2 separate regions of the Homo sapiens genome follow, and region 2 is linked to region 1. The links are chromatin loops, found by intact Hi-C in ENCODE. Cell type or tissue: HCT116. All regions are shown on one strand. Each heading gives the region's core, and the rest is flanking DNA. Links, peaks and the distances in the headings are about the cores only.

Region 1 (11,946 bases), core at 2,018-10,017:
ATCTGGGGGCCTGAGAACAGGTCTGCCTGGCACAGCTCCACCTCCCCAGTACCTGAGCACCCATCAAAGGGGCCTGCAGATCACGCAACCTGGTCTACTACTGATAGCACCTGAACACTTCTCTTAACATCTGAGGTTAGGCCCAACCAGCCTGCCACTACCACCACAGCCAGCACCCACCTGCAGGTGCCACCTGTGAGCCTGAGGAATGGCCTGCCTAGTGCACCCCAGCTACCACCAACATCAGCACAGACTGCTTGGGTCTCAGAGGATTGTCCCATCACTGCTACTGCCATTGCCCATGCTACTTATGCCCAGGGCCCAAGAACCTGTCCACCCATCCAAATACCACTGCTATTCTCAATACCTGATCAAGCGACCTGGAGGACCAACGATTGGCCTGCCTGGACCTGCTAACACTGATGCCAGTGTATGCCACCCTGGGGCCCAAAGACAGGCACATTCAGCCCACTACTGCCACCGTGGCCCAAAACCTGGCCTACCTGGCATCCCAGTCTCCAGCAAAACTTCATAATAGCCTTCACTAACAATTGCACCCTAAGCCACTGAGAAAATGAAAGACACCACTGATGCTGTTTATAGCCAAAATAAATCACACAGAGACTACACTACTGCATGTACCCACAATCAAAGCCAAAATTCCCTACCCAACCAACATCATAGATACAACTTCAGGAAAAAAATCCTCCCCATGAGAGCAAATTCAAAAAATTGGAAGAAGCCACTCTTACACCAGATGTGCAGATATCAACGTAAGAACACAAGAAACATGAAAAAGTAAGGAAATATCCAAAGGAACACAATAATTCACTAGCAACAGATCCCAATCAAAAAGGAATTTATGAGGTCAGGTGTGGTGGCGAATGCCTGTAATCCCAGCACTTTGGGAGGCCGAAGTAGGCAGATCACTTGAGGTCAGGAGCTTGAGATGAGCCTGGCCAACATGGTGGAACCCTGTCTCTACTAAAAATACAAAAATTAGCCAGGCATGGTGGTGCGCACCTGTAATTCCAGGTACTCAGGAGGCTGACATACAAGAATTTCTTGAACACAGGAGAAGGAGATTGGAGTGGACAGTGGAATACCACTGCACTCCAACCTGGGAGACAGAGCGAGACTCCATCTCCAAAAAACAAGAAAAAAAAGGAATTTATGAAATCCCAGAAAAAATTCAATATGTTGTTATTAAAGAAGTGAGTTGTTCTCAATGACATACAATACAAAAAAACCAACAATATTAGAAAAACAATTCGGGCTATGAATGAGAAATTTATCACCAAAGAGATAGGTATCATTAAAGAGAACCAAAGATAAATTCTAGAACTGAAGAATCCATTGAATGAAATAGAAAATACACTCAAAGGCTTCAAAAATAGACCATATCAAGCAGAAGAAAGAATCCCAGAACTTAAAGATGGGTCTTTTGAAGTAACCTAGTCAGACAAAAACAAAGAAAAAATAATTTAAAAGAATGAGTGGAGCCTACATGAAATATGAAGCACTATTAAAGCAATAAAATATTTGAATTGTTGGTGTCCCAGAAGGCAACCAATGTTCCTGTATGGTTTCTTTGTTGTTGCAAAGAACAAAAATGCAAAGGAGAAAAGAAAATCCTTTTCATACAAGCAAATGCTAAGGGACTTCATTACTGCCAGACCTGCCTTACAAGAGTTCCTTAAGGGAGTGTTAAACATGGAAACAAAACGCCATTACCAGCCACCACAAAAACACACTTAAGTATATGGCCCACTGTCACTATAAAGCAACTATACAATCAGGTCTACATAACAACCAGCTAACAACATGATGACAGGATCAAACCCTCACATATCAATATTAAACTTGAATGTAAACAGGCTAAATGCCCCACTTAAAAGACAGAGGAGCATGTTAGATAAAGAAGCAAGACCCAACTGTATACTGTATTCAAGAGACCCATCTCAAATTAAATGGCTCAAAGTAAAGGGATGGAGAAAGATCTATCAAGCAAACAGAGAACAAAAAAGAGCAGGGGTTGCTATTCTTATTCTAGACAAAACAGACTTTAAACCAATAATGATCAAAAAGGAAAAAGAAGGGCATTACATAATGATAGAGGGTCAGATTCAACAAGAAGACTTAACTATATGAAATACACATGCACCCAACACTACAGTCTGGAGTCAAGAGAGACTATTTTGGAGCTTTAAGTTTTTTTGTTTTGTTTTGTTTTCTTTTGGTGTTTTTTGTTTTCCTTTTTTTTTGAGCTGGAGTCTCACTCTGTTGCCCAGGCTGGAGTGCAGTGGCGCAATCTCGGCTCACTGCAGGAGCTTTAAGTTTTAATGACTGCCCTGCTGGGTTTCAAACTTGCATTGGGGCCTGTAGCCCCTTTCTTTTGGTCAACTTCTCCCTTTTGGAGAGCGACCCAATAGCTGTACTCCCATGGTATGTTGGCAGTAAATAACTTGTTTTGATTTTACGGGCTCATAGGTGGAAGGAATTCATGTCCAGATGAGACTTGAGACTTTTGACTGAGTTGATGCCGGAATGAGTAAAGACTTTTCAGGACTGTTGGGAAGGCATGGTTGTATTTTGCAACGTGAAAAGGACACGAGATGTGGAGACAGGGGTGGAATGATATGGTCTGGATCTTTGTATTCCCACCAAATCTCATGTTGAAATGTAATACCCAGTGTTGGAGGGGGCACCAGTGGGAAGTGCTTGTATCATGGGGACATATCCCTCATGAATGGCTTAGTGCCATCCCTTGGTGATAAGTTCTTGTAAGATCTGGTTTTTTAAAAGTGTGTGACACCTCCCACACACACTCTCTCTCTAGCTTCTGCTCCCACTGTGCCTTCTGCCATGATTGTAAGCTTCCTGAGGCCTCCTCAGAAGCAGATGTTGGCACCATGCTTCCTGTACAGCTTGCATAATTGTGAGTCAATGAAAGCTCTTTTTTTATATAAATTATCCAGTCTCAGCTATTTCTTTATGGCAATGTAGGAATGGCCTAACATATTAATATATCTGAAGAGAGAGACAGATGCAGTAATAGTAAAGAGAGAGAGCAATGCAGTAATAGTAGGGGACTTCAACACCCCACTTTCAGCAATGGACAGATCAACCAGACAAAACAAAATCAATAAAGAAACATCAGATTCAAACTATACTCTAGACCAAATGAACTTAATAGATTTATACAAAACAGTTCATCCAACAGCTGCAGAATACACATTCTTCTCAACTGCACATGAGCATTCTCCAGGATATATCATATGTATGCCACAAAACAAGTCTTAACAAATTTAAGAAGACTGAAATCATATCAAGTATCTTTTCTAACTCAATGGTATAATACTAGAAATCCGTAACAGGAGGAACTTCAGAAACAGTACAAAGACATGGGAATTAAACAACATGTTCCTGACCAATCATTGGGTCAGTGAAGAAATTAAAAGGGAAATTTAAAAATTTCTTGAGACAAACAAAATGGAAACACAACATACCAAAATCTGTAGGAAAAAGCAAAAGCAGGTCTAAGAGGGAAGTTTATAGCAGTAAATGCCCACCATTGCACAAAACTGGTAGCACCAGAATACCCTTACATAATTGACTATTCCCAAACAACCGAGGATCAGAGGACTTTGTTCCAGGGCCTACCCCAGAAGCCAAGTCAACCACTGTCAATGCGCAAAATCTCTAATCACTACCTCTTCCAACTTACTCTCCTCTCAACTTTCTGTGGCTAAGGTCCTTCCCTTTCTCTCCTCCCACTCTTTGTGACTCTTCTGTCCTCTCTGTCACTGTCTCTTTCTGTCTCCTTGTCTCTCTCTCCTTTCAGTCTATACATATGGCTGAAAATAATAATTCAAATAATAAAGTAATATATTTTCTTGAAAAATGTTGTGTATGTTCAGAAATAGAGATTATACAGCCATGGTTGGTATTCTCTCATCGCACCTCCTCTCCTCCCCAAAGTAACTGTGTTTACAACATAGTGTCTGAATTTTTCTATATTCTACACATTTGCATACATATTAATATAAATGTACACACGTACCACACTTTAGTCTTTATGGGATAATGTTATACACACCCCTTTAAATCCCTAAGAGCACATATCCATTTCTTACAGCTGCCTAGATTTCCATTTTGTGAATAAGTTTCAGTAATTTATTTCATTAGTCTTCTGTTGAAAACGATTTAAGTTGTTCCCAACTTTTCACCATTGCTCTAAAATATCACAAAAAAATAGTCTTATACGTATGTCTTTGTGCACTGCATCCAGTCAGTAACAGCCCTGGAAGTAGAAATTCTAAAGCAAATTGTTTATGATGCACTCAGTTATATGTTAAGGAAAAACTAATTGAAAACTAAAACAATAAACAAATTATCTTATGTAACAAGAATTATGAGCTACCGTGCGTCCAGGGTTTCAGTTCTAGGAATTTAAACACATAGGACAGTTGCCAATAAAATGCACTGAATCCAAATGCCCCAAAAGAGAAAATGTCATGTTTATCGGAGGTTTTCTTTCTGGAGATGTCACCCATGGTTATGTAATTGTGCAAGTCCTTCTTAGCCATCCCACACCCAGGGGAAAATTACCACCTACTAAGAGGACAAAAGAGATTCCTATGCAGTTTGTCAAGGAGAGCTACCCATATGACTAACTGACTACATCAGAGAGTTACATCTATAGGCTCATCAGCTGTCCCACATTTTGTCAAAATAACGTTCCTATCAAAAATGAAGACACGACTTCAGCCCAGAAGATCAAGGCTGCAGTGAGCCATGACTGCACCACTGCGCTCCAGCTGCGTGACAGAGTGGAGTGTCTTCAAAAAAAAAAAAAAATGGAGACACAGTTAACAGTTCAGGGAGCCAGAAGTCCCTGCTTCTACCCTCTCTCTTACAGGGCGGCTTGATCCCACTTATCTTGGTTGTGTACAATATGCCTGTCTGTATCAGCTCCGCATTTCTCCTCAATGTGTCTTCCCTCTCTTCAGTGGCACACAAGCAAGTTCAGAGGTTTAGTATGCACTGAACTAGGAAACCAGCCAAGTTTACCTCCACCCTGTGGGGATCAAGAGAATTACAGTCTCTCTAAAGAGAAACACCTTGCCCCAAAAGGCTACCCTCTTTTGCCTTCCAGTTCTCCCCTTATACTTGTAGACAGTTAAACTTCTCTCCCACCTAGGAACCCAGGAGAGTTTAACTGTCTTAATAATGATAGTAGTAATAGTAAATACATCTTCATGGACCCAGGTATGGGGAAACAGAAAAGGAAAGTAACAGTAATTTGAACTGAAGAGAAGATGGTGTGAAAACTAGACTCCTGAAAGCATGACTGGCCTGCTAACCAAGGACATGAATAGTACTAACAAGGAATTTCCTCATTAAAGAGTGAAAGAATGAAACAGCCAATGTAGAAGTGTATACTCTGCTAAAATAGCCTTCAAAATGAAAGTGAGGATTCTCCCATTTCTAGCCATGATGGTGTTAACTGAAACTAGACTAGCTCTCTTGACATTAACAACTATAAAACTGCACACAGAATAAAGTATATGAAGCCACTGTGTTTAGGTACCAGACAACAGGTAGCACAAGACTGCAATTCCACAAGGGATGGACATTTACAGGGTGAGCCCTTAGATAAACAAGTTGTCAAAGAACAATTTCCCAAGTGCAATGCAGATAGCTGGGATCTGAGCACAGGACAGCAGTTCTGCAGCACTGAGGGCATTCAGGGCAGCTGGTGAGCCTGGAGTCTCTGAGGTATGGTATCAAAGAAGAACTGTGCAGAGGTAAGCACCACATGTCCTTGTGGAGTCTTCCCCAAATTCCTGGCTGAGGGCTAGGCTGCATATACACAGACAAGACTATCTGTCTGATAAGACAAGGCTTATCAGACAGGTAAGGCTTAAGGAAGAACTATCCTAGAATAGAGGAGAGTAAGGAAACACAATAACGAATTGCAACACTGAATTCTGGATTGCATCCTAGACCAGAAAGCGGACACGAGTGGGACAACTGATGAAACTCAAATAAGGTCTGCAGATCAGTTAATAGTATTATGTCAGTATTAGTTTTCTGGTTTCAATAATTTTATTAAGGCTATGCAACATTAGAGGAAGCTGAGTGAAAAAGACAAATTCACCATACTGTTTTTGCAACTTCTTTGTAAGTCTAAAATTATTTTAAAGTAATAAGTTAGACAATATTTTAAATGTTACATATAAAAACGCAATCACGATAATGAACACTTCCTAAAGATGCAATCAGGGTGCCTTCACATGCTCCCTCACACCTGAAATAAGCGTTATGTATCTAAGGCTCCCCTGACCTTTGGTGTGGCCTGGTTTAGCCAGTCCAAACCAGATGCAGATAGTTGTGTGGGAAGCCTGGCGACACAGACAGTTGCACTATCACCCACAAGATAACTGGCCAATTGTGGGCTGGGTTTAAAAGGTGGGCTGATGATCCCCAGTGCGTGATGAGCATGGCAGTAAAAGCACAGGGAGATCAGGTTCCCGTCCATCAATGGGAAGCCTGCGCTACAGTGTCCACCTGGACAGGAAGTGATGGACACAGTCCTGAAAGCACAGCAGGCACTGCTCCCACTCACCAATGGGCAGCCTGCCCGGAGAGTCAGCCCTGGACATCAAGGCTGGAATTCCCTTTCTGGCTCAGCAAAATTACCACAGACCAAACCACAGACACCACAGAACTCCTTTTCCTAGTCAACACTGTCTGACTCTTTCCTGACAGAAGTCTGAAACCAAGACCACCAACAGGGACAGGGCCACACATCTCAACACTGACACCACACCCCCTTGACACTCACAATGCTTAAGTCCTGAATCAGAAGATCTCAACCTCTTTTTGGAAAGTTATTTCTTTAACTCATGATTTACACAGATACAAAGACTTGGTCAGAAGGACCAAAATACTTTCTGAAATTAGAAACAAAATTATTATAACATTCAAATAGAATCATTCCCATGAACAAGCCATGACTCACAGAATTTAATTACTAAGTAGCTGTCGTTTTCACACCTCTTTCCTTTTAAATTTATTCTTTTTTTTATTTTAAAAAATAAATAGAGATGGGATCTCCCTAAGTTGACTCGCTATGTTGATGAGAATGGTCTCAAACTCCTGGCCTCAAGTGATTCTCCCATCTTGGCCTCCCAAAGTGCTGGAATTACAGGCAGGAGCCACGGCTCGCAGCTTAAATGTATTCTGCAGTGCTAGTTCTTCCCCTGCCCCAGGATAAAAGTTAGGTCAAATCCCATTAATTTTTTGGTCATTTTATTTAATAAATATCTGCCCGTGACTCATTTAAAATGGCTTTAAGTATGTAAAAGTGAAAACGACAATCTTTATTTAAACTTACATTTTCACTGTCTCTTCCAGCTCTGACCTGCAGTCAGGTGGTAGCCTGAACTCGAGGAAGGGATGTGGCCCTCTGACGCACGTTTTCCAACTTATCACGGTTAAGAATCTTCCTCCATTTGCTGACTTAGTTTCTGAATCTACTGTGTTTAGGGCTCAAGGAGAGACGCCAGGGAGCAATAGGGTTCTTCCTTGATGGGCAGCATTGTAGTGATCTAAAATTGACACTGTTCTGAGTTTGCAAATACTTGAAACTGACTCTTTCCTTGAGGGAAGGCTTTTTTGGCTTCTATGCAGAAATCTGTCATCTGAGCTTCCTTTGATGAGGGCAATTTCATCTGGAGTCGCTTTGGATATTTACAACCCTCATCCACCATGAAAAGTTTCTGACTCAAATCCAGGCTGCAATCGAGCTGGCAGAAGTGGTGCAGACTATGATGTAGCTAAAGCAGATGAGTACCTGCCATTCAGGTACAGGCGACGTACAGGCGTTTCCAAAGCGCCTGAGGCCTGGAAACTCGGGTGGCTGGCTGGGGGATCATGGCCAGGGGCAAAGAACTTCTGAGCCCGTGTGACTTGGGTCTCATTCGGGCTATAGGGGTGCAAACAGGCTCCAATCCGCGAGGAGGATGCACTAAAGTGACCCGCTTAGGCTGCAAAACCAGGTGCACCATGGTACGCACGACTCGCTGAGCTCCATTTTCTAGGCGGGGAACTCTTGAGGCCTGACGCCCACGAGGGGAGCGGCAGCGACTTGACGCACCTCCTGGGCAGCCAAAACAAACCATTGCAGAGGATTCTTGTCCCACCCAACGAGCAGCCCCAGCCATGAACTCTGCAGCATCCCAATTGTCCAGAACGCCCGAAACTGGCAATGACTACTGACACCAAGGCAGTTACTGCGACGAAAACATGGCGGCCAAAGCCGCCTCACCCATCGCCTGCGCGATGTCTACTGACGACGCCTGCGCGATGTCTACTGACGACGCCTGCGCGATGTCTACTGACGACGCCTGCGCGATGTCTACTGACGACGCCTGCGCGATGTCTACTGACGACGCCTGCGCGATGTCTACTGACGACGCCTGCGCGATGTCTACTGACGACGCCTGCGCGATGTCTACTGACGACGCCTGCGCGATGTCTACTGACGACGCCTGCGCGATGTCTACTGACGACGCCTGCGCGATGTCTACTGACGACGCCTGCGCGATGTCTACTGACGACGCCTGCGCGATGTCTACTGACGACGCCTGCGCGATGTCTACTGACGACGCCTGCGCACTGCAAGGTGGGCGCCGCTCTCCATTTTCTGAGCAGTCTCCTACTGCCATCTAGTGTTGACTACTGGGATATCGGCTCAAATACCCCCAGAGAGAGTGCGTCACAGGCCTTTTGACGGACTGTGGTGAATTGATACATAGCTATGTTTGATGCATTTTAAAGTGAGCCTTGACTCCACACTTGAATGCTGTTATAACCCCTACAAAAAATAATGGACAAAAAAGACCAATGGGTTAGGGAGTGAAGGCCTTTAGGTAATACAGGAGCAGGTGGTTAGTAGCCAGCTCCATTGTATCAAAATACCTCATTTTGTTTATCCATTCATCTGTCGATGGACCCTTGGGTTATTTCCATCTTTCGGCTACTATAAATAATGCTGATATGAACATTGATGTCAAATATCTTTTTGCGTCCCTATTTCAATTGTGTGGAGTACATACCTACTATTGGGATTGCTGGGTCGTATATTAATTAATTCTATATTTACCTTTTTGAGAAACTCCCATTGTTTTCCACAGCAGCTGAACCATTTTACATTACCACCAGCAATGCACAACACCTGTTAATTTCTCCGCATCTTTACCCACACCTGTTAATTTCTGTTTTTTTGTTAATAGCCATGCTAGTTGGAGTGAAGTACTATCTCCATGTTATTTTGATTTGCATTTCCCTAATGATCAATGATGTTGCGCATCTTTTCATGTAATTATTGGCCATTTATGTATTTTATTTAGAGAAATGTCTATTCAAATCCTTCTCTTGTCTCTTAAATGAGTTATTTGTTCCCGTTGTTGAGTTCAGGAGTTATTTATATATTCTGGATATTAATCTCTTATCAGAAATACGATTTTTAAACATTCTCTCCATTCTGGGGGTTGTCTTTTCCAATTACTTTTTATATGGGTTATGTGATTTAATCACAGTGTCAAAGGCACGTTTAGCGTGCACCCACCATAGCACTGTATGACTTTTATAGGCTCTCGAAACATCTATCCTGCGACCCCTGCAGGCAAGAAGATAGAGAGGGTACTCCAGCCGGTATCCCCGTATTCCTCCCTAGATGGCAGTAGGAGACTGCTCAGAGAAGAGAGCGGCGGATTCCGCAGTGGAGCGCTCCCGCAGGCGCTCCCGCGGGCGCCTCCAGCAGAGCTCGCGCAGGGGCGCACGGGGGCGGCAGTGTAAGTAGTCGCCATGTTTCTGTCGCTATCACTTTCTTGGGGGTGTCACTGATCACTGGCTATTGCGACTACCAGACGCTCTGGACACTTGGAACGCTCCTGAGTTTGCGGCTGGGTCCACTTCCTGAATGATACTAGGATCCCCGCCTCTGGTTTCTTTTGGCTGCCCCCGAGCTACCTCAGTCTTTTTCAATGTCAGGCGGTCCAAGTTCCCTGTGGTGAAAATGGAGCCCAGTGAGTCGTGCCCATGGCAGCGCACCTGGTTTTGCAGCCTGGGCAGGTCACAGGTGCATCTTCCACGGGGATTTGAGCCAGCGTGCACCCCCATAGCGCGACTGAGATTCCAAGTCACACCCAGGTTTTGGCCTCGCAAATCCGCCTCTGCTCCCAGCTGGCACCTGAGTATGCAGGTCGCAGCCCGCGATTTAGAAACACCGGCACCCGGGTGAACGCCCACGGCTCCTCAGCTTTCGCTGCACCGACGTCTGCACCACGCCCGTCAAGCTCAGCTGCATCCTGACTCTGGGTTGGAAACTTCGTGGTGGATGATGCCTGTAACTACCCAGATGAAATCAAGACGCAACAGCCCTCATCGAGGGATGCTCAGGTGAGAGATCCTCAGCATTTGTGTCTCTAAAGAAGCCAAAGGGGGCCTTTGAGGTAATCCGCTTTACATATTTGAAAAGCCCATGGATAATCACAATAACGTTAGGAATCTCACACCCTCTTTGTGCTTCCAGCACCAAAAGAACAGAAGCTAGGTCAGTGAACAGGGAAGACGCATAGGTAGAAGTGCCGGGCAGCCAGGAAAGATAGAGTGAAACGTATCTTTAAATCAAGAGTTTTGTTTTCACTTTTACATATTTCTGGGCATTTTAAGTTGACAACACCAGGATATTTATTATTTATATTTATTATAAATAATGTATTTATATTTATTATAAATAATGTATTTATAATAAAACTAAATAATATATTTATATTTACTAAATAAAACTAACCGGGAAAATGTATACAATTTGACCTAAACTTTTAGGATCAAGGAAGAACTAGAACCACGGAATAAATTTAAAAGGAAAGAAGTGTAAAAAAGGACTGCACAGTCCTTGGAGAAATGGCACATTCTAGATCTGGAACAGAAAATATACACGATGAATCTGGAACATCTTGTGCCAGAAAATAAGGAAGTGCTGAAAATAACAATTACAATAATGATATAACCCCACATTGATCACAATATGTCAAAGGGGCACAAGGGCCAACAGAAGAGCTCCCAGTGGCCAAAGCTGGAACAATTTGAGCAAGAAATGAATTCGGTGGTATTGGGTTATGACCCTACTGTGGTCTGAATTTTTGTGTCCCTCCAAGATTCACGTTGAAACTTAATCCTCAATGCAACAGTGTTAAGAGGTAGGTTTATAGGAGATGATTAGGTCACGAAGGCTCCTCCCTCATGAGTGGGATTAGTGCCCATATAAAAGTGCTGGAGGAAGTCTGTTCTTGTTTCCCCTTTCTGCCATGTGAAGATACAGTGAAAGATGTCATCTTTGAAGCAGAGAGCAGCCCTCACCAAACACTGACTCTGCAGGTGTTTGAAAGTTTGGACTTTCAAACTTCCGGAAACTGTGAGAGATAAATTTTTGTTGTTTATAAATTACCCAGTCTAAGGTATTTTGTTATAGCAGCAGGAATGGACTAAGATAAACCCAAAGTTTAAAATAAATACTCATGAGTTCCTACTGGTATAAATAAATGATTGAATAAATAAGTGGGGAGAAGAGACAAATCTCTAATACAGAAGAATTCGAAGTAATATATATAAATACAGCACCATCAAGGAAGGAAAGCCCAACTCCTCACTTTTTAAAATGCAGGCTGCAAATAATGACCTGGCTCCAAAGAGTTCAATGTGGAAAGGGGAGAAAAAGAGTAACTTTACGCTGGAGAAAAATACCACATCAGCCAGGTAATCGGTGTCATAATCATCAATGATAAATCATGTTGACAGTATCTCCTTGATAGGATGTGATAGAAATGGTACTTTACCTCTGTTATCTTGCTCCCCAAAACCAATAATGTCAGT
Region 2 (11,946 bases), core at 1-8,000, 410 kb before region 1:
CTGGGCTGAGTGGGCCCTGGCCCCTCCCATAGGCTGTGGCTCCCCTGGGTGCCCCCTCTCCAGTGGAGCTGACCCACCGCTCAGCGCTGGCCTTGCAGCCCTTACTAAAAGACTTGAAAGTCCCTGGGTTCACCCCCTGAGTGAATTAAAGGCCAGAGGGGCCCCGAAGGGCACTGTGAGGGACAGAGGCTCACCTGGGCAGTGCAGAAGCCGGCCGCGTGTCCCTCCTTACAGGGGATGAAATGACCTGGGGAGGAAACCCCAGCCCTGCCCTGGAGGTTCCAGAGTAGGCGGGCCGGTGCTGTGAGGCTTCACAACCTGCTGTCCCAAGCACGCTTGAGTTGTATGTGAGTCTGTGCCGTGCCGTGCCGTATGCTTCAGCTCCTGCAACCCCGGCTGAGCTCGATTTTTACCTAAATATCAGTCTCCACGGGACCCCACCTTCATTCATGCCTTCTTGTCCCTGGGGCAATGTGTGTGCTTCCTCGTCCCAATTTCCATTCCCTGGCAGTGAGGAGCCCATCGTGCCAGGGGGCCCTGCCCCACTTGTCCCTGGGAAGGAATAGGAGGGTTTGGGTGTGACCTCACAGTCCAGACCAGACTGTCCCAGTCCTATGTCAGGGACACCCAGATGTAGAAGCTGACTGAGACCTGCTGCAGGGCGTGGGTGCTCCCCTCTGCTTGGAGGCTGTCCCTGGACAGTGACCCACCCACTGAGGACCAGGCTGGGTGTACCTTGAGCTGGGCACAGCAGCCTGTGGTGTTGCCTGTGGGTGGGGAGGGCCCCAGGTGTGCTTCTCCCGTAGCAGTCCTAGGCTTCTCTCCCTGTGCCCTGTGTCACCTGGATCCTCCAGTAAAGTGAAATTCAGCACTGTACTCTCTCTGTGCTCTGGGCAGTGGGGCAGGCGGGGTGTGGGAGCGTGGGCCACAGATGTCCACGGTCTTGACTGTGGTTTGCCCAGAATACCTGGGAACTGTCCTGTCACTGGTTTACATACACTGTCCTTTGCTGCTTCGGGATCCCTGCCTGGCTCTCCCTACCCCCCAGCATCATCTCACCCCTTGCAGATCTGAGCCAGCTTCCACTCCCACCCCTGATGCCTCCCCACTTCCAGCCTCAGCTCCGAAGCCCCTGGACACCCATGGAGACCCCGCCCAGCCAATCCCCACCCTAGCTTCCACCCAGATACACTCTGCCAGGCCACAGCTGCAGGCACTCTCCCCCCAGCCTCCACCCCTCACCTGTGCCCTGGACCTCAGACTCAGCTTTCCATCCTACCTGAGTTTTCTGCCTCCCTCCATCCTGTGTCCCCCCACCATACATGGCTGCCAGAGACGTCCTCTTAGAAGTCACACCTGGGGTCTGATTGCGTCCCTCGCCTCCCCAGATCCCCCAAGGTCTCCTTCCTGTGCCGTCATATCTGCAGTTCTTAGGACTGTCTAGACATGCTTTGTTCAACTAGGTAATCACACGGGGTAAATTGGATTTAAATGTAATTAAGATTAAATAAAAATACACATGCATGTCCTCAGTCTTCCCAGCCACGTCACAAGTGCTCAAGAGCCACACGTGGCCAGTGGCTACCGCATTGCACGGTGCTGGTGCAGGACATGGCCATCGCATGCAGCTCTCCCTCGCAGCTCAGGTCTACACACTCCACCCCCATCTCACCCTCTGCCTTGTTTCCCACTGCCCTCTCTGTGTCTCCTGTGGCTTCAGCCACCCAGGTCTCTGGGACACACCAGGCATATTCCTGCCTCATGGCCTTTGCACTGCTCTTCCTGCAGCCTGGAGTGCCCTTCCTTGGGCTATAGGCGTGGCTCCAACCTTCATGTCACTCAGACCTTTCTTCAAATGCCACATTCCTAGGGAGGGCTTCCCTGACCACCTATAAAAATGTAACTCTTTGTGGCCGGCCAGGCACGGTGGCTCATGCCTGTAATCCCAGCACTTTGGGAGGCCGAGGAGGGTGGATCACGAGGGCAGGAGTTCAAGACCAGCCTGGCCAAGACGGTGAAACCCCGTCTCTACTAAAAATATAAAAATTAGTCTGGTGTGGTGGTGCACACCTGTAATCCCAGCTACTTGGGAGGCTGAGGCAGAAGAATCGCTTGAACCTGGGAGGCAGAGGTTGCAGTGAGCTGAGATCGTGCCACTGCACTCCAGCCTGGGTGACAGAGCAAGACTCCGTCTCAAAAAAAAAAAAAAAAAAGGAACCCTTTCTGCACTTCCTCCCTTTATTTTTCAGAGCTATGACTGCCCCCTGGCACACCGACTGTACTTGTCAGGGAGGTTAATAGAGGAAATTGGTGACTGGGGTATTGCAATCAGGAAGTGCAAAAACAGGGAGATCGTTTTGTCCCAATATTAGCAATGCAGGGAGCTGCTCCCTCCCGAGGGCTGGAGGAGCCACTTGGGAAAGGCTGGTGATCAGAGCCCTAGTGTAGGACTGCCAAGTTCCACGCACGGGGCCGGCTTGCTTGAGGAGAGACCCGGGAGCCCCTGGTTCACCGCAGTGACCGCCAGCTGCTGCTGCCACCACGGCCTGAGCATTCCCCCAAATGGCGTCCCTTTCCTCCTGCTTTCAAACTCCCCCCAGCGCCCCGTGGGCTTGCAGCAGCAGCAGCCCCTGCAGAGGGCCCTGAGCGGTGGCTGTGGGGACCTATGCGGCATGGGGGCAGGTGGGCGTGGCGGGGAGAGGCGCGGCAGAGCGGCTTAGGGCCAGCTCCGTAGGGAAAAAGTGTGGCTTGGCCTTTCCCCTTCGTGTCCCCAGCCCCAACACCGTGCCTGGCACGCGGCGGCGGCTGTTATTTGTTGAATGACTGACGGTCGGAATGAACCACGCGGACTGGGTGAGTCAGATCCCAGATAGGCCTGGTGGGGAATGTGCTGGAAAGAAACATTGTTTTCATTCCCTCATTCCTGGAGGGAGTGCTCCGGCGGGGATGGGGAGGAGTGTTTGGGGTCGAAGGAGCAGCCGCGTAAAGGCCTTGAGATCCTGCAGGGAAGGGTCCCGGTGCACAGAGACCAGCACAGGCTGCAGCAGCCGGGTCTGTCCCGCGCGTGGAGCCTCTGGCGACGGGTGGAGCGGAGCGCGGTTGCCCCCTCCTGGGAGAGAAGGCGACTGTCTGGGAGGAGCCCTCAGCGCCATCCGCGCAGTCCATGAGATTTATCCAGGGCTGGCGCGTCCCAGGCCCTGTTCTTGGTGCAGGAAACAGGACCCTCCCGCAGGGAGCATGCGGTGGGGAGGCTGGGGTTACGCTCCCTAGATGAGGACGAAATCCATGCATTAGGGGGTGAGACCTGCTGGGGGACAAAAGTCCGGCAAGCAGGGGGCCCGAGGAGGGCCGGGGCAGGAGAGGGTTTGCAGTCGTCATAAACGGGCCTGGGAAAGTGGCCTGGGAAGCCCTCACTGAGAAGGTGACAAGTGTAGTGGCGCGATCACGGCTCACTGCAGCCTCGAATTCCTGGGCTCAAGCGATCCTCCCACCACTTCAGCCTCCCTCTAGAGTAGCTGGGACCACAGGCACGCGCCACCAAGCCTAGCTACTTTTTGCATTTTTTGTAGAGACGGGGTCTCTGAATGTTGCAAAGACCCGAAGGACGTGCGGCCGGCGGTTGCCTGGGGGAAGTCCATGACCGGGGTGTAGGAAGAGCCAGGGCAAAAGCTTCCCAAGCCAAGGGTATGACTGTAGGGGGTTATTAGCGTGTAATTACTGCCCCTCCCATGCCAGGCTAAGTGCTGGTGGAGTGGAGGCAGTGACGCCAAAGAAGGCCGCCTGCCTCCATGGTGGTCGCTGTCTGGCTGGATTTTCACCTGAGGCAGCAAATGAGCATGAAGAGGTCCCTGGAGTAGGGCGTGCAGACTGGCAGGGCCTCAGGGCCTCGTTAAGCGCTGGGGAGCCATGGGAGGGATTTGAACAGGAGAGGGAGAGGTTTATGCTTTAGGTCTGTCGTGTGCAGGGTGCAAGGCTGGAGCAGGAGGAGGCTGGGGCGGGAACCTAGGGGACAGGCCTAAGGCTGGACCGGCGCAGGGTGGTGGGGATGGCAGGAAGTGGTTGAAGAGTTTTCAGGAGCCTGATTTCAGCTGACCAGGTGACTGGCGGGCTGAGGTTGTGTGTGTATGTGTTTGTGTCTCTGTGTGGATCTGGGGGTGGACACATTCGAATGTATATGTCTGTGCGTCTTTATTGGCTCTGTAGAGAGGAGGGCAGGATGAAGGAGGGAAGAGGATGAAGGCAGATTTTCACCCTCATTTCCCAGATAGAGAAACCGAGGCTCAGAGAGGCAAGGAAGGGAGCTGGAACCCACGTTTGTCTTACTCTACGGCTCCCTCGAATAATCGGCCCTCCCGGCCCCAGGGGAGGGACGGAATGGTCCTCCCCCAAGGATGAGGCCAAGGTATCCTGGGGTCCAGACCCCAGACCCTCCCTCACCTCTTCCCTCTCCCCCCTCCCCCGCCACCTCCCCACCGCGAAGAATCCCGGGGTCCAGACCCTTTCCCCTAGAGGCTGAACTTGTCTTGGCCCCTCGGCCTGCTTAAGCGGGAAATGAGCGATCCCCAAACTCTGGGAATGTGGCCACGTCCTAGAACTGCGCCGCAGACGACGACCCTTCCCTTTGCCCCCGCAACCTACGACTCCAGAGCAGGGGAAGAATCCGCGCGAGTTGCGATGCCCGCTGATTCCACCAGGAGGCACCCCAGTTCCGCCGTTTAAAATCGTGGGGCCACGGCGCTTTCCCCAGCGCTTTAAAGGGACAACCCTCCCTGGTCTTTGAACGCCAGGCTGGGGAAAGCGGACTTTCCTGCAGGACAGCGGTTCTCAAAATCAGGTCCTGGACCTGCGTCAACGTCTCCTGGGAACTAGATACACATTCTCGGGCCCACCCTAGACCTACAGAACCCCTTTGGGGGTGAGGTCCAGCAAGCTGCATTTTCAAAGGACCCCCAGGTGCCTGCGATGCGGGACTAGTTTGAGAACCACGGCTGTGGCGTCTGATGGTCTCTAGGACCCCTAGGGTCGCGGTTGTGAGCCCCGGCTGCCCATTGCTTGGAATCACCGGGGAGCTTTAGGGACTGTTGCTGCCCCAGCCGTGCCCTGCACCATTCAGAGATTCCGAGAGCGGCTGCCGAGATCTGCAGGCTGGACATGGGCTCTGGGTCATTCCAGGGGCAGCCGGGGTGGGCACCGCTGCCCTGGGGTCCCTGTCAGGGCTGAGGTGTGCAGTGAAGAGCTGGCCGCCGCTGATACGTAGCAGAAATAAGACGAGATGACCTCACAAACACATCACACCCTCTTCAGTCCCCTGGGCAGTGCTGGCAGGAAAGCTCTGCTGTGATCCCCATTTCCCATGAGGATGTGGAGGCACTGAGAGGTCAAGTAATCAGCCCAAGGTCACACAGCTTGCAAGGGGCAATGCTGGGGGAGTCAGGCAGCGGGGCTCCAAACCCCTCCTCCCATCTCTAACCATTTCCTCTTCTCTTGTCACACCCAGTGAGCCTGGGAGGGGGACCCAGAAAGCCCCCCTCCCCCAACCCCTATCTCAGGGTAGCATCTCTTCCCTTCATGTCTGTGTTCTGGAATCACCTGTGGCCTCTCATTTTTCTCTTTAGTGACAGTGAGGGGTGGCTGGACTGGTCCAGATGAAGGCTGATTTGGAGTCAAATCTCTGGTTTTCTGGGGCGTTTGAAACCATACCCCAGAGGCATCAACTGGCTACCTCAGGGGAACTGGCCCTGCAGGCTCCATTTGAAACCCCCTTGATTTGAAAATATTGACGCCTCTGTTCGCATCTCATCTCAAGTTACCCAAGGGCTCCTTGCACCCCTGGGGCCTCACTGGATGTCACACTGAAGATGCTGGGAATGGAACGCAGAAAATAGTATGTCCACTCAAGGGGGAAACAGAGACTCTAGTGGGAGACAGATTTGCCCAAAGTGTCAGGGATACTCAGAGGGGGTGGGAGGATCAAAACCTTGTGTGTGATTGACACGTGTGTCTCTTGAGTGTATGTGTGTGTGTACACTTAGGGGTGTGTATGTGAATCCATGTCTGAGTGTCCCAGTGTGCATACAGGTGTGTGCTCACCCCTCAGCCATTAGGGTGTGTATGGGTGTCCGTGTCTATGTGAGTGAATGTGTGAGTGTGTGCATGAGTAGGTGTATGTGTCTGCACATAGTGTGGGTGTCTGTATTGATCTGTGTTTGTGCATAGGCTTGTATGCATGTGTGTGTCTAGACTGATGAGTCTTGGAGCATGGTGTTTAAAATTGTGGGTTTAGGAGTTTGTGAATGCTTTTTTTTTGAGACGGAATTTTGCTCTTGTCTCCCAGGCTGGAGTGCAATGGTGCAATCTCAGCTCACTGCAACCTCCACCTCCCAGGTTCAAGAAATTCTCCTGCCTCAGCCTCCTGAGTAGCTGGGATTACAAGCACCCACCACCACGCCTGGCTAATTTTTTATTTTATTTTTTTTTTGAGACGGAGTCTCACTCTGTGGCCCAGGCCGGAGTGCAATGGCGCAATCTCGGCTCACTGCAAGCTCCGCCTCCCGGGTTTGTGCCATTCTTCTGCCTCAGCCTCCAGAGTAGCTGGGACTACAGGCGCCCGCCACCACACCTGGCTAATTTTTTTGTATTTTTAGTAGAGACGAGGTTTCACCATCTTAGCCAGGATAGTCTTGATCTCCTGACCTCATGATCCACCCACCTCGGCCTCCCAAAGTGCTGGGATTACAGGCGTGAGCCACCGCACCCGGCCCAGTCTGCTTTTTAGAAAAGTCTCCTGGTTCATTAGAAAATGAAGATGTGTCAAATCATTTCAGCCGCACCACTGAACGGTGGTATAGTTTAATCAGTGACATTTAGCAAATGATGGCTTTAATACACACAAAATGTAAAGCAACACAACCACCGTGGTGCACGAGATGATTGGGTTCATAAAGAGTGAGGATTTCTAGCACACCACAGGCTGGCATGGGCTCAAGTTTTAAGCATCAAGGTGGCTTCACTGTGTTGGCAAAACAGCCCGGGCCCTGCAAATGCCCACAGATAGGAGAGTGGCCAAGTGAACCATGGTCCAACCACACAAGGGTTCTTCTGCAGTCTTGAAAGGACGGACTGGAGAGTTTCCACTGGGACCTTTTGAGTGAACACAGTGAGATGCAAGAAAAGTTCATACACTATGACCCTTTCCCCTTTATTTGATAAAAAATGAAATACTCCCAACAACTTCTGTACGTATCTGCATAGGTGTCTGTATTAGGATTTATTGTTATTATTATTATTATTTTGAGACGGAGTCTCACTCTGTTGCCCAGGCTGCAGTGCAGTGGCACGATCTCGGCTCACTGCAACCTCCGCCTCCTGGGTTCAAGCGATTCTCCTGCCTCTGCCTCCCAAGTAGCTGGGATTACAGGTGTTCCCACCGCCACACCCAGCTAATTTTTGTGTTTTTAGTAGAGACGGAGTTTCACCATGTTGGCCAGGCTGGCCTCAAATTCCCGACCTCAGTTGATTTCGCCCGTCTGGGCCTCCCAAAGTGCTGGGATTACAGGTGTGAGCCACTGCACCTGGTTGTACCTTTCCTCTTACTAGGACCCAGTCATTGGATCTACAGCCCAACCCAATTCGGCATGATCTCATCTTCACTGAGATTCTGAGTGGACATGAACTTTGAGAGACACAATTCAACACAGCACAGCCCTGTTCTAGAAGCTGGGGGCACACCAGAGCAGAACAGATAGAAAGGCCCCACCCGCAGAGCTGATGGTCTGTTAAAAAGACAAGGACAATAAACGGGGTAAAGAAATAAGCTATCTATTGTGTCAACCTGAAAAAAAAGACATCAGAGAAAAATGTCTTCTGATAGCAGGAATGTATTCAGGAGTAAGCACAAAGGATTGTAATCCAGGATGCAGGGCTATGGCAAGCCACAGATGCGTCTGAGGAGGGGGGACAAAGAGAGGCTTTTCCTGGCCAAAAACAGAAGCTCACATAAGCTGTTTGAAAGCAGAGTTTCTTGATTTCAGAGGCTCAAAACCAGAGTTGGCGTGATTGGTGGAGATGCTGTTACCGGGTAGGTGTTCTTTTTTTTTTTTGAGATGGAGTCTCGCTCTGTCATCCAGGCTGGAGTGCAGTGGTGCGATCTTGGCTTACTGAAACCTCCGCCTCCCGGGTCCAAGCAATTTTCCTGCCTCAGCCTCCCGAAGAGCTAGGATTACCGTCACACAACACCATGCCCAGCTGAATTTTTTGTGTGCATTTTTTTTGGTTTTGTTTTGTTTTGTTGAGATGGAGTCTCGCCCTGTCCCCCAGGCTGGAATGCAATGGTGTAATATCGGCTCACTGCAACCTCCGCCTCCTGGGTTCTAGCGATTCTCCTGCCTCAGCCTCCCACGTAGCTGGGATTACAGGTGCACGCCACCATGCCTGGCTAATTTTTGTATTTGTAGTAGAGACGGTGTTTCACCATGTTGGTCAGGTTGGTCTTGAACTCCTGACCTCAGGTGATCCACCCACCTCAGCCTCCCAAAGTGCTGGGATTATAGGCGTGAGCCACCGTGCCTGGTCCTTTCGTGTGTATTTTTAGTAGAGACGGGGTTTTGCCATGTTGGCCAGGCTGGTCTTGAACTCCTGACCTCAAGTGATCCGCCTGCCTTGGCCTCCTTTGCAAAGTGCTGGGATAACAGGCATGAGCCACTGCACCCAGCCACTTCCAAGTATTTTTAATGCATATAAAGTATATATGAATAGGTGCATTTTTTCCTTACTTTCGACATAAATAGTAGCATCCTATGCATAATGATCCTTACTTTGCTTTTTTCACTTAACATTGTAGCTTGGACATCTTTATCAGCACATTGAGATCTTCCTCATGCCTTTTTTTTTCTTTTTAACAATTGTGTAGTATTACACTGTGTGAATGAACCATATTTGAAAATCAGTCCCATTATTGGACATTCAGGTTGTTCTCCATCTTTTCTCTTATTTTCTTTCTTTTTTTTTTTTTTTTTTTTTTTGAGACGGAGTCTTTCTCTGTTGCCAGGCTAGGGTGCATTGGTGCGATCTCAGCTCACTGCAACCTCTGCCTCCCAGGTTCTAGCAATTCTCCTGCCTCAGCCTCCTGAATAGCTGGAATTAACAGGCGCATGCCACCATGCCCAGCTAAGTTTTGTATTTTTAGTAGAGATGGTGTTTCATCATGTTGGCCAGGCTGGTCTTGAACTCCTGACCTCAAGTGATCCTGCCTCAGCCTCCCAAAGTGCTGGGATTACAGGCATGAGCCACCGCGTCTGGCCTGAGTTGCTGTGTATAAAAGAAAGCAAGGAGGCTGGCAACTCATCATGGTTTTAATAATATCTCTGATGATGAATGATATTGAGCATCTTTTTATGTGCTTTGAATGAACAGACATATTTTTAGAATCTAGCCTTAGTTTAAGTTTGTAGCTATATGAAATAAAGATATGAAACTCTTGCATCCCCCAATTAAAACATTTTCCTTAATTTTAATAGTGAATCTTTACATAGAGCCAACAAGGTGTCCTATTTTGGCCCCAAGGGGGCTGTTCCAAACACTTTGTATGAATGAACTCATTTCATCCTTACAGCATCCTCACATGGATGATAATTATAGCTTACATTTATTGGGTACTTGTGATGCACCATTCTAAGACCATTACTTGAATTGACTTCTTTAAGCCTCACCTCTTTATGAGTTTGGTACTAGTCTAATAGTTACCATTTTATAGATGAGGAAACTGAGGCACAGAGAAGTTAATTAATTACTTGTCCAAAGCCACACCACCAGGAAGTGTTGACACCCAGGGAGTCTGACTGCTGATATGACATTCCTTTGTGTGTGTGTGTGTGTGAGTCAGGGTCTTGCTCTGTCGTGCAAGCTGGAGTGCAGTGGTGCAATCACAGCTCACTGCAGCCTCGAACTCCTTAAAACCAATATTCTAACTTTAATAAGCAAAACGTTCTACAGTGAAATGGTAATGATATATGTGCAGCAGAATGATGGGTGATTTTCTCCCCATATTTATCAAGTTTTTCTACAGTAATCATACATCACTTTTGTGGTCAGATAAAGAATGTCTATGGCTGGGCTCGGTGGCTCACGCCTGTAATCCCAACACTCTGGGAGGCTGAGGCAGGTGGATCACCTGAGGTCAGGAGTTCGAGACCAGCCTGGTTGACATGGTGAAACCGAGTCTCTACTAAAAATACAAAAATTAGCCAGGTGTGGTGGCACGTGCCTGTAATCCCAGCTACTGAGGAGGCTGAGGCAGGAGAATCATTTGAACCCGGGAGGTGGAGGTTGCAGTGAGCCGAGATCATGCCATTGCACTCCAGCCTGGGCAACAAAGCGAGGCTCTGTCTCAAAAAAAAAAAAGTCTATATAAATGGTGCTAGGGAAAAAAACAAAACAAAAGCAAGTAGACTAAGTAGGGTGGGATGGACGTGGAGCATTTTAATGGAAATACTGGGTTTAGCCAAGGGGAGGGAAAAAGAGGAAAGATGTCCAAATGATTCATTTTTCTCTTCAACCTCTAAGCTAAAAACTTTTCCCCGGGGTGAGTGGGTGGCCCTGAAAGATGGCCTCATTCCTGCAGAAATCTTGTTTCAGTTGGCAAAAAATCTCTCTACTCTTGGATCATACGTTTCTGTTCCTAATTAGGGTGACCCCTCGGTCCTAATGTCCTACCTAACCTATTTCCTTGCATTTAGGGCTTAAATTTATGTAATTCTTTTTTTCTTTTTGTTCTGTTTTTGTTTTTTTGAGACAGAGTCTCACTCTGTCGCTCAGGCTGGAGTGCAGTGGTGCAATCTCGGCTCACTGCAACCTCCGCCTTCTGGGTTCAAGTGTTTCTCCTGCCTCAGTCTCCCGAGTAGCTGGGATTACAAGCGCCCACCACCACGCCCGGCTAATTTTGTATTTTCAGTAGCGATGGGGTTTCATCATGTTGGCCAGGCCTGTCTGTAAATGTATGTGATTCTTATTTCCTTTGTGTGACATCTTCCAAGCCCACAAGACGATAAGATTCCGCCCATAACAAGAGAATATGATCTCTCTCCACATAACACAATGTAAACTCTTCATTACGTTTATTAAATTTGGCTTGCCAGTTTTTCTCCTGTGTTACCTCTTCAAGTAGATATTTATAACTTTTGTCAAACATAAATATACATTTAGAATTCGAGAAATATGATACAAACCTTCTTTAAAAAAAAATAAAGAGACTCATTTGTTCTCTTTCTTTTCTTTGGCCAAGGATTTCAGACAAAAATCAGGAATCATCACCAGCCAAGACTGTGTTCAGACCACGTGACGTCTTCCAGGCACCAGGAAGAAATACGACCAACCTCCGTAACAAATGAGAGAAACTTCACCTGACTGTGTTTTGTGCATTTGGTTTATGAGTCGTTTTAAAAACGTGTACTTTTACTGCTGCGTTCAGGTTTTCAGCCATAGAATATTCTAGAAAAAAATAGTGATAACATTTATTTCACCGCTATAACCCTGAATGTGTAGCTGTGTTTTTTAAAAAAACATTTTTTTACAATTGTAGAATATGTAACATGCCTCCAGAAACGTGCCCTAAACACAAATATATAATTTGGCAAATAATTACATAGCAAGTCCTATGTTACTGTCATCTGATCTAGAAATCATCGTCCTCCCAGAAGCCCCTCATGTGCTCTGGCCATCTCAAATCCCTCCCTGCCCCAGGGATAAATAACATCCTGTTTTGTGATAAACGCTGCCTTTTCTATACACGTGTATGCTTATTAACAAACTATGAATTTCTCCACACGGTAGATTTGATTATGTTTGAATCTTACATGAATGTAATCCTATTGGTGGATTGTTTTTAATGTATGTGTGTGTGTGTTTCAGAAAAAATACATTAAGAAAAGAAAAGGACATGGGGCCTCTCGG

The links. A loop is a pair of places that touch in the nucleus more often than their neighbours do. Peaks named below come from ENCODE experiments on the same cell type or tissue, not always from the same donor. Only the 100,000 strongest peaks of a DNase experiment are listed, where the experiment ranks them.
Region 2: it touches region 1 in a loop (2.5-fold over the local background); 2 of 110 quality-filtered maps call a loop at or near these places.

The regions. Positions count from the first base shown.
Region 1 is chr19:46,075,544-46,087,489 of GRCh38, reverse strand. It overlaps a transcript of IGFL4 not described here and a transcript of IGFL2 not described here. Among named protein-coding and RNA genes, the nearest start is that of IGFL4, 41 kb to the right of the region's middle. In HCT116, for the core only: CTCF peaks have their summits at 5,089 (motif pointing left), 8,502, 8,740 (motif pointing left) and 9,699 (motif pointing left); DNase peaks (open chromatin) are centred at 5,069, 8,763 and 9,719; H3K4me3 peaks cover 327 bases; H3K27me3 peaks cover 2,550 bases.
Region 2 is chr19:46,480,773-46,492,718 of GRCh38, reverse strand. PNMA8B (PNMA family member 8B) reads left to right here. Exons shown (of 1, transcript NM_020709.3): 1 at 1-1,528. Among named protein-coding and RNA genes, the nearest start is that of PNMA8B, 9.1 kb to the left of the region's middle. In HCT116, for the core only: a CTCF peak has its summit at 4,676 (motif pointing right); a DNase peak (open chromatin) is centred at 4,718.